Regions from separate parts of the Homo sapiens genome. Here region 1 is linked to region 2. A link is a contact called in ENCODE Hi-C data. All regions are on one chromosome and are shown on one strand. Each heading gives the region's core, a stretch centred on a gene start or an enhancer-like site at or near the end of the contact. The rest is flanking DNA. Distances are from core to core; before and after follow the strand shown. Region 1 has its middle 15 kb from the start of MIR6855. Region 2 has its middle 12 kb from the start of LINC02975.

The links. Hi-C counts contacts between places; a loop is a spot of excess contacts on that map. Pooled maps may share reads with other maps.
Region 1: a loop to region 2 is called in a map with no recorded cell type, with 5 times the contacts of the local background. The contact joins two enhancer-like sites. A Hi-C loop is called at or near these places in 3 of 37 single-sample maps with no recorded cell type and 4 of 50 pooled maps.

Annotation. Positions count from the first base shown.
Region 1 is chr9:129,882,279-129,886,658 of GRCh38, reverse strand. No RefSeq gene overlaps it. Among named protein-coding and RNA genes, the nearest start is that of MIR6855, 15 kb to the right of the region's middle. RefSeq lists a silencer at 634-883 and enhancers at 1,074-1,123, 1,174-1,855, 1,654-1,963, 1,955-2,249. Within about 2 kb of position 1,463, at least 36 of the 41 ENCODE cell types and tissues checked have a DNase peak (open chromatin) inside an H3K27ac peak, as active enhancers do.
Region 2 is chr9:129,268,703-129,272,793 of GRCh38, reverse strand. No RefSeq gene overlaps it. Among named protein-coding and RNA genes, the nearest start is that of LINC02975, 12 kb to the left of the region's middle. Within about 2 kb of position 1,911, at least 6 of the 41 ENCODE cell types and tissues checked have a DNase peak (open chromatin) inside an H3K27ac peak, as active enhancers do.

The DNA.
Region 1 (4,380 bases), core at 214-2,713, 610 kb before region 2:
TTGAAAATTTCACCCTGGCCTTTTGGGGGAAGATAGGATTGGTTTGTGCCCACACTTCTCTGTGTCCCAAGGGTTTTTTTTTTTTTTTTTTTAGCACTGTTTTAGGAAAACAGTTGTCCAGGAAATGACATATTCGCAGCTACACCAAGTGCAGACCTGGCAGCTCTGCTGATGCCAAGCATCCTCACTTGCGGAGGGCAGGAGGTGAGGGCACCAATATGGGGCCATTGGTAACCTCTAACCACAAGTGCGTGCAGTTGGCTTCAAGGCACCATTGAGAATTGCTGGTTCCCAGTGTGACACAGTGTGGCACAAGGGAACAAGGTGGATCTACTGTTATCCTACCCGAAACCCTCTCCTCTAGGTTGTCAGCAAAAAAGTCCACTTGGGAAGAATATTTCGGGACTGCGCCCAGCCGTCTGTGGGGCGGAGACGGGCTGTCTCCACCTGTGAACCCCCCCATGCCCCACCCGCCCCTGCCGAGCCTTCTCCAAGAGCCGCACCAGCGCTGAGAAGCCTAGAACAGAGCCTGCTGGTTTGGGGCCCCCATTTCCGCGGGTGTGGACATCACAGAGGTCGGGAGCATTGGGGGCGACTAGTTTGTTTTCTGCTGCACTGGGGAAGCCTCTTGAAGTAGGAAGTTCCTGACTCACCGGCTCCGGGGAGGCCACAAGCCTGTGGGGCCGGCTCCTCCAGCGGGTCAGGAAATACCGGCCCGCCCCACGCCCTCCACCCGCCCTGGGCACGCCCGGGCCTGGGAGGCGGCTCCTCCGTCCGCAGAGGTGGTGGGGACCCCTGGCGGGAGCAGACGGCAGAGCGCAGCAGTGGAGGGAGCAAGAAGGGCCCCCTGCGATGAGGAACGAGATGGCGGTGGACAGAGGCAGGATTCGGTCGTGCCCCCAGCTTTTTTTAAATTGAAGCGAAAGACTCAGAAATCGTGAAATGTATGGGACAGCCTGGAAGCTCCACTTTGAACTGCTGCTGCCAGAGAAGGATGGTGGGAAAGAGCCACCATCCAGACGGGTTCCCTGGCTCTGCGCACTCGCCTGGGGGAGGCCTCCTTTTCCCTGGTCCTAAAACGCTTTCCCGATAGGGGAGGCAGGGATCTGTGTTGCCAGCGCCCTCTGAGACCCGGGATGAGCGTGTGAAGGCTGCCAGCAGGCACGTGGCAGCCCCTTGGTGTGTCAGCTGCTTCTCCAGGGTCCCACTGAGTGCCCATTCGGCCTTGACTTGAGCACTCCTGCCTCCCGTTAGACCTCCAGATGGTATAGTGACCTCCGCCGGGGACATCTCCGGACCACAAAAGGTACAGAAGAAGCAGAGGAAGGACCCTATCCTTGTCCTCAGAGCTAAGGGGCCGAAAGCTGTGGGAGGAAACACGGACCCACTGTCCCCGTCGGGGATGGGGAAGGCTCCCTTCCTCCCTGCGGCACCTGCTGGACGGACGTCTCAGCCTAGGACAGGGCCGCATCCCTTCAGTCCGCACAGCCCCTGGCTGCCACGCTGTGCCGAGCCCTGCCCTTGAGAACCTGTTTCCAGTTCCAGCTCTCCACAGGCCCCCTCATCTAGGCTGGTCCCGGGTCAAATCGAAGGAAGGAATGGAGGCTGCACCCTGAGAAACCCTGGGACACCCTTCCAGAACATACATTGCCTAGGCTGTCTACTGCTCCTAGCTTTCCCCAAAGGCGTGTGTTTCTTCTGCGCCCAGCTCACCCTTGCTCCGTCCAGGTAGCAGGTGTCTCTCTGTGTAGGTGAAGTTGCAGAAGGGACGAGCCAGAGGGGGCTGTGATTCCGAAACCTCTGCTCACTTCCCCCAAGGCTCTCTGGGGCTCAAAATTAGGTAGCATTAAGACCCTCAGGATAATTTATGTTTGCACTGAATTTAAAACAGAACAAAGGTAGGAACTACACTTTTTGGGTGGCTGCGCCTTGCAAATGTATTCGGATGCAGGTTTGTGAGCAGCGCCATGGCCGACAGAACCACAGGCAGGCGGCAGGTCTCCTGCAGCCTCCCCCACGGTGCAGGGGCGCCTTTCCGGCTCCTCTAAGAAGCGCTGCTGAAGCCACGCCCTGGCTTAGCGCGGAGGAGGAGCCACCGTGGGGCACCGTGGGGAGCGAGGCCTGAGCCCCGCCTCCCCAGTCACCGAGCACTTCCTGTCCCTGCTCAGTAATCAAGCACAGACTTCAGATCTTGGCATCTCAGTCTGAACTCCTTAAAAGCCAGGTATTTTAAAAGAAACGTTTTAAGGCAAATTGGTACCTATTTCCAGCCCACCTTTCTGTAGTGCAAGAACTGTCTCCAAACCTCCTAAATAAATCTTCCAGACAAAACTTTCATTCTCATTTTCCATGTTCAATGTCAATCACGTGGATTGACACATATCTAACCTTCAAATGTAAACAAAGCCAAAAATATTGCTTAGAGATTCCCACATAAAGACAAAGGTTGCTTTTTCCTCTTCCGGGAACGCTGTCTACAGGCACTCAGCATGGCCCAGTTTCCCAAACCGTCATAGGCTTTCCTAGAATACAGCCTCTAACAGCACTAGGCCGGCCCGAACCCCTGGGAAGAGAATCGTTTACCTTTATACCAAGATTGGGAAACTGCCAAAGTCTGCACATGGCATGGGCCTGGGCTGACTCCGAGGGGTTTGTGCTGTGAGACCTAAAGCTCCTATGAGACTGCCCCAAAGCAAAAACATGTCAGCAAGCGGCCAGGCGTGGTGGCTCACGCCTGTAATCCCAGCACTTTGGGAGGCTGAGGCAGAAGGATCACTTGAGCCTAGGAGTTCGAGGCCAGCCTGGGCAACACAGTGAGACCCTGTCTACAAACAAAAAACCCATCAGCAGTGCATCTGGTGCTTCTGTGTGAACGTGTTCCCGACAGGATCAAGTGTGCCTTCCTCATCAAGGAGCAGAAAGTTGCTGGGAAGGTGTTAAGGGCAGGAGCACAGTCAGAAAGCTCAATTTTAAAATGATGTTTTGGCCGGGTGTGGTGGCTCATGCCTGTAATCCCAGCACTTTGGGAGGCTGAGGCAGGCAGATCACAAGGTCATGAGATCGAGACCATCCTAGCTAACACCGTGAAACCCCGTCTCTACTAAAAATAAATAAAATAAAAAATAAAATTAGCCAGGCGTCGTGGCACATGCCTGTAGACCCAGCTACTCCAGAGGCTGAGGCAGGAGAATTGCTTGAACCCCAGGAGGCAGAGGTTGCAGTGAGTTGAGATTATACCACTGCACTCCAGCCTGGGCAACAGAGTGAGACTCTGTCTCAAAAAATAATAATAAAATGAAGCTTTTTTCAGGAAAAAAAAAAAAAAAAAAGGCGGGATGAGGGAACCACATGCAAAGAGCCACCTCTGGGGTCAGGCAAGGTGGCCGACTCCGGAGGGGCCCCAGGCTTTCCATGGAACTGGCAATGTGTCATCTTGGTTCCTTGTCACCGTGTTATCCTTGCATACGCTGAAATGTTTCTGTACGCTCGTATCTGATAGCGGCAGGGAAGCAGAAGCCTAGGGGAGCCAGGGTGACATCATTTTGAGTTCGGCTCCACCTAAAACTAGCAAGGGAGGCTGGGCCCGGTGGCTCACACCTGTAATCCCAGCACTTTGAGAGGCCGAGGTAGGCAGATCGCTTGAGGTCAGGAGTTCGAGACCAGCCTGGCTAACATGGTGAAACCTTGTCTCTCCTAAAAATACAAAACTTATCCAGATGTGGTGACACATGCTTGTAATCCCAGCTACTTGGGAGGCTGAGGCAGGAGAATCGCTTGAACCTGGGAGGCAGAGGTTGCTGTGAGCCGAGATCGTGCCACTGCACCCCAGCCTGAGCAACATAGCGAGACTCCATCTCAAAAAACAAAAAATTAGGCACAGTCCAGGCCAGTCACAACCTAAGATGTTTACGTCTGAGGAAGCAGCTACGTAACGCCTGCGAGGACAAACTCCTACGATGGAGAAGGTTCAGATGCCACACAACAGTGTATGCTTGAAGATGACCACAGTGAGGCTTCGATGTGCTTATGCACTAAGATGCCAAGGATGGCTTTCTTTAAATCAACAGAGCAATCCACTGTGTCAGGCTGTCAGCCCACCTGACAGACACAGCGTAGCTTTTCTATAGCTAAGACCCCTACATAAGAGGAGTTGAAAACAGCGACGGGCATCCCTCCACTTGCTTTCTGAGGACGCTCTACTCTGTACCTGAGCAGCTTTCAGTAAACTCTTCTCAGTGAACTCTGCGACTCACCTTGAGTTTCTTCCTGCATGAGATCCAAGAACCTTCTCTAGGGGTCTGGATCGGAACCCCTTTTTCCTGCAACAATGGGATTTCACAAATAAATGTTGATAAGTTATATATAAAAATCTCAAGTTCT
Region 2 (4,091 bases), core at 662-3,161:
ACAAATATAAAACACGCAGCCCATGGTGGGGGTCATGTGTCTGGGGCATGGGGGGCAACTTCTCCGATGAAGTATTGTACAAGCTGGGACCCAAAGCATGAGGAGGAGTTGCCCAGGGAAGGGGGTAGGGGAAGAGTGTTCCAGAAAATGAGAACGTGTGCCAAGGGGCCAGAAGAGGCCAGGAGCAGTGGGAGACTGACTGGGAAGCATGGCTGGGCTGGCTGAGCGGGTAACTGGGCTGGGGGAGGAAATAAGGCCAGGGTTTGCCTTGTTTAGCCTTTCAAATGTCAAGGCAAGGTCAGGCGCAGTGGCTCACCCCTGTAATCCCAGCACTTTGGGAGGCCAAGATGGGCGGATCACTGAAGTCAGGAGTTCAAGAACAGCCTGGCCAACATGGTGAAACCCAGTCTCTACTAAAAATACAAACATTAGCATGACGTGGCGGTGCATGCCTGTAATCCCAGCTACTCAGGAGGCTGAGGCAGGAGAATTGCTTGAACCCGGGAGGTGGAGGTTGCAGTGAACTGAGATCACACCACTGCACTCCAGCCTGGGCAACAGAGCAAGACTTCATCTCAAAAAAAAAACAAGAAAAAAGGTCAAGGCAAATAGGGCTCAACATCAAAATCATTTCAACAGGCATAGAATTGTGGAAATGTTTCCTGCTGTGTCTCCCCTGTTGCTAATTCAGTACATTTTCTCTCTCCCCAGCATCTCCCTACCATAAAACTTAAACCATGAAGCGTTTGGTCCCATGAAGAGCCGTGTGGATACCATCTGCATCCCTGACTAGGGAAGAAGGGGACTGTGACAAAAGGAGAGTCCCTGCTAGACAGCAGCGGGGACTGGAAGCCCCTTTCAGGGCAGGAGGAGGGGAAGGGAGGCTGAAAGTCAGGCGTGAGGCGTCTGGGGGCAGTAGAAAGATTCAGATAGGTTTGGGGGATCCGAGGACATCAGAGCTGGTGCCTATGTCCCCAGGATGCATCCTAAGGGGTCTGCGAGGCTCACCTTAGGCCTGACATTGCACCCAGTGTGGCCAGGCTGCAGCAGATGGAAATGACTGAGGGTCCCCAGTCCCCAGGCAGAGGGGCTGAGGACAGTCTCACAGAGACCCCCAACCCCTGCAGCTGAGTGGAGGAAGCCCAGGAACTGAATGGGATGGTCTTATGGGTTGAAGTGTGTCCCCAAAAAAGATATGCTGCGGCCCTAACCCCCAGTACCTGTGAATGTGACCTTATTTGGAAATAAAGGTCCTTGCAGATATAATTAAGAAGAGGTCATTAGGTGGGGCCTAATCCAATATGAGTGGTGTTCTTAGAAGAAGAGGAAAATGCCATGTGACATTGGAGGCAGAGAGTGGAGAGATGCATTTGTAAGTCTGGGGCTAAAGCCGGAAAGGCAAGAAAGGACCTTCCCCTAGAGGTTTCAGAGGAGGCACGGCACTGCCCACACATTGATTTCAGACTTCTGGCCTCTGGGACTGTGAGAGAACACATTTCTGTGGTTTTCAACCACCGGGTTTGTGGGACTTTATTAGAGCAGCCACAGAAAAAAACAACATATGGGAAGAAGATTGACTGTGAATTGGAAGTTTTCAGGGCAAAGCGAAGTCCAGTCAGCCTCAGAGAACGTGGATGCGGTTCCCGGAGACCAGGGCAGACCAGACCCGCCCCTCCTGAGCAGGTCCAGTGATGGCAAGTAGGGCAAGAGACTCCTGTCCTGGCCCATGCAAGCTTCTCCACACAGCCAGACACCATCTTCAAAAGGAAACAGGAGGGAGACCCCCCCGAGTGCAGAGAAACCACCCTTACAAGGGATAGGGCTTTGAAAGGACCACATATTTTCCTGTAAGAGACGACTTTACAAAAAAAAAAAAAGAGAGACTTTCGGTTTTGTCACCCCTCCTCTCCCCACTGCCAAGACATCAGCAGGAAAGGGGGCACAGGGCAAAAGGAGATCAGATCTGGAAAATCCAGGCTTTTCACACAACTTAGCCCAAGAACGTACATTTCACCCCCTACACTCTTCTGTTTTTTTGTTTTGACACAGAGTCTCACTCTGTTACCCAGGCTGGAGTACAATGGTGCAATCTCAGCTCATTGCAACCTCTGCCTCCCAGGTTCAGGTGATTCTCCTGCCTCAGCCTCCCAAGCAGCTGGGATTACAGGCTCGCGCCATCAAGCCCAGCTAATTTTTGTATTTTTATTCGAGGCGGGGTTTCACCATATTGGCCAGGCTGGTCTCGAACTCCTGACCTCAAGTGATCCACCAACCTTGGCTTCCCAAAGTGCTGAGATTGCAGGCGTGAGCCATCGCGCCTGGCCCCCTACACTCATTTCTACTGATAGTTTCTGCAGAGTTAGGGCACCCTTTTAAGCACCGATACAGGAGAGGCTCAGGCAGGAAACCAAGGTAGGTTTCACAAGTGCATCTGCAGATGGGGCCACCCAGTTGATCACCAGGATGTTCACTGGAGCATGACATACAAACGCAAATGTCAGAAGCAACCTACATATCCACACGGGACTGGGTAAATAAATAATGATAACGGACTCTGTGCCACCATTAAAATTATGCTGTCAAAAGTGGTTTCATGATATGGGCCCAGCATGGTGGCTCATGGCTCTAATCCCAGCAATTTGGGAGGCTGAGGCAGTCGGAACACTTGAGGCCAAGAGTTCAAGACCAGCCTGGCCAACATGGTGAGACCCCATCTCTACTAAAAATACAAAAATTAGGCCAGGCGCAGTGGCTCATGCCTATAATCCCAGCAATTTGGGAGGCCGAGGTGGGCGGATCACCTGATGTTGGAAATTTGAGACCAACCTGACCAACATGGAGAAACCCTGTCTCTACTAAAAATACAAAATTAGCCAGGCGTGGTGGCGCATGCCTGTAATCCCAGCTACTCGGGAGGCTGAGGCAGGAGAATCACTTGAACCTGGGAGGCGGAGATTGCAGTGAGCCAAGATCGCGCCATTTGCACTGCAGCCTGGGCAACGAGAGCGAAACTCCATCTCAAAAATAAATAAATAAATACAAAAATTAGTTGGGCATGGTGGCAGGCGCCTGTAGTCCCAGCTACTTGGTAGGTGGAGGTGGGAGGATCACCTGAGCCAGGGAGGTGGAGGTTGCAGTGAGCCGAGATTGCACCACTGCACTTCAGCCTGAGCAATGGAGCAAGACTCTGTCTCAAAAAAAAAGTGATTTAATAATATGGTGAAAGGTTGTGATAAATGTTAAGTAATAGTAACAATAATAATAAATCAGCCTAAAAGGGTATCTTTTTTTTTTGAGGCAGAGTTTCATTTTGTCACCCAGGCTGGAGTACGGTGATATGATCTCAGCTTACTGCAACCTCCACCTCCCGGATTCAAGTGATCTCATGCCTCAGCCTCCCGAGTAGCTGGAATTACAGGCATGTGCCATCACGCCTGGCTAATTTTTGTATTTTTAGTAGAGATGGGGTTTTGCCATGTTGGCCAAACTGGCCTCGAACTCCTAGCCTCAAATGCTGGAATTACAAGCATGGGCCACTGCCCCTGGCCTGCCAAAAAGGGTATCTGTAATATGATTCCAATATTTACATGATGTTGCTGTGTAAGGCTAACTGCTTTAACCAACAACTCCCAGAGTTCAATGGCTTAACACAACTAAGGTTCATTTCTCCCCAAGACACTGTCAAATGTTGGGCAGCAGGGGTTGGGAAGAGTCTTGACTCTACTGGGTCATTTGGGAACCCTGGTTTCTTCCATCTAGCAGCTTGGCTGCTCACTAGGGTGTTGGAGTCCTTCACTAGGTCCTTCACTGGGTCCTTCCCATCCTGAGAGCATCCAAAGAAGAGAGAACTTGAAGGAGTAATAGAAGATTTTATGGAACAGGCTGATAAGTAAGGGACATTACCTTCTCCCACATTCCACTGGTCAGACCCAGTCATGTGACACTCTCCTTGCAGGGGAGGCTGGGAAATGTAGTCTAGCTGCATGTCAGAGGAGAAGGGAAACAGGATTTGCTGAACACACAGCATCACGTCTGCCAGTTAATATGTATAAAAAACATTACTGCAAGGAAATCACCCCATTTAACAGTCA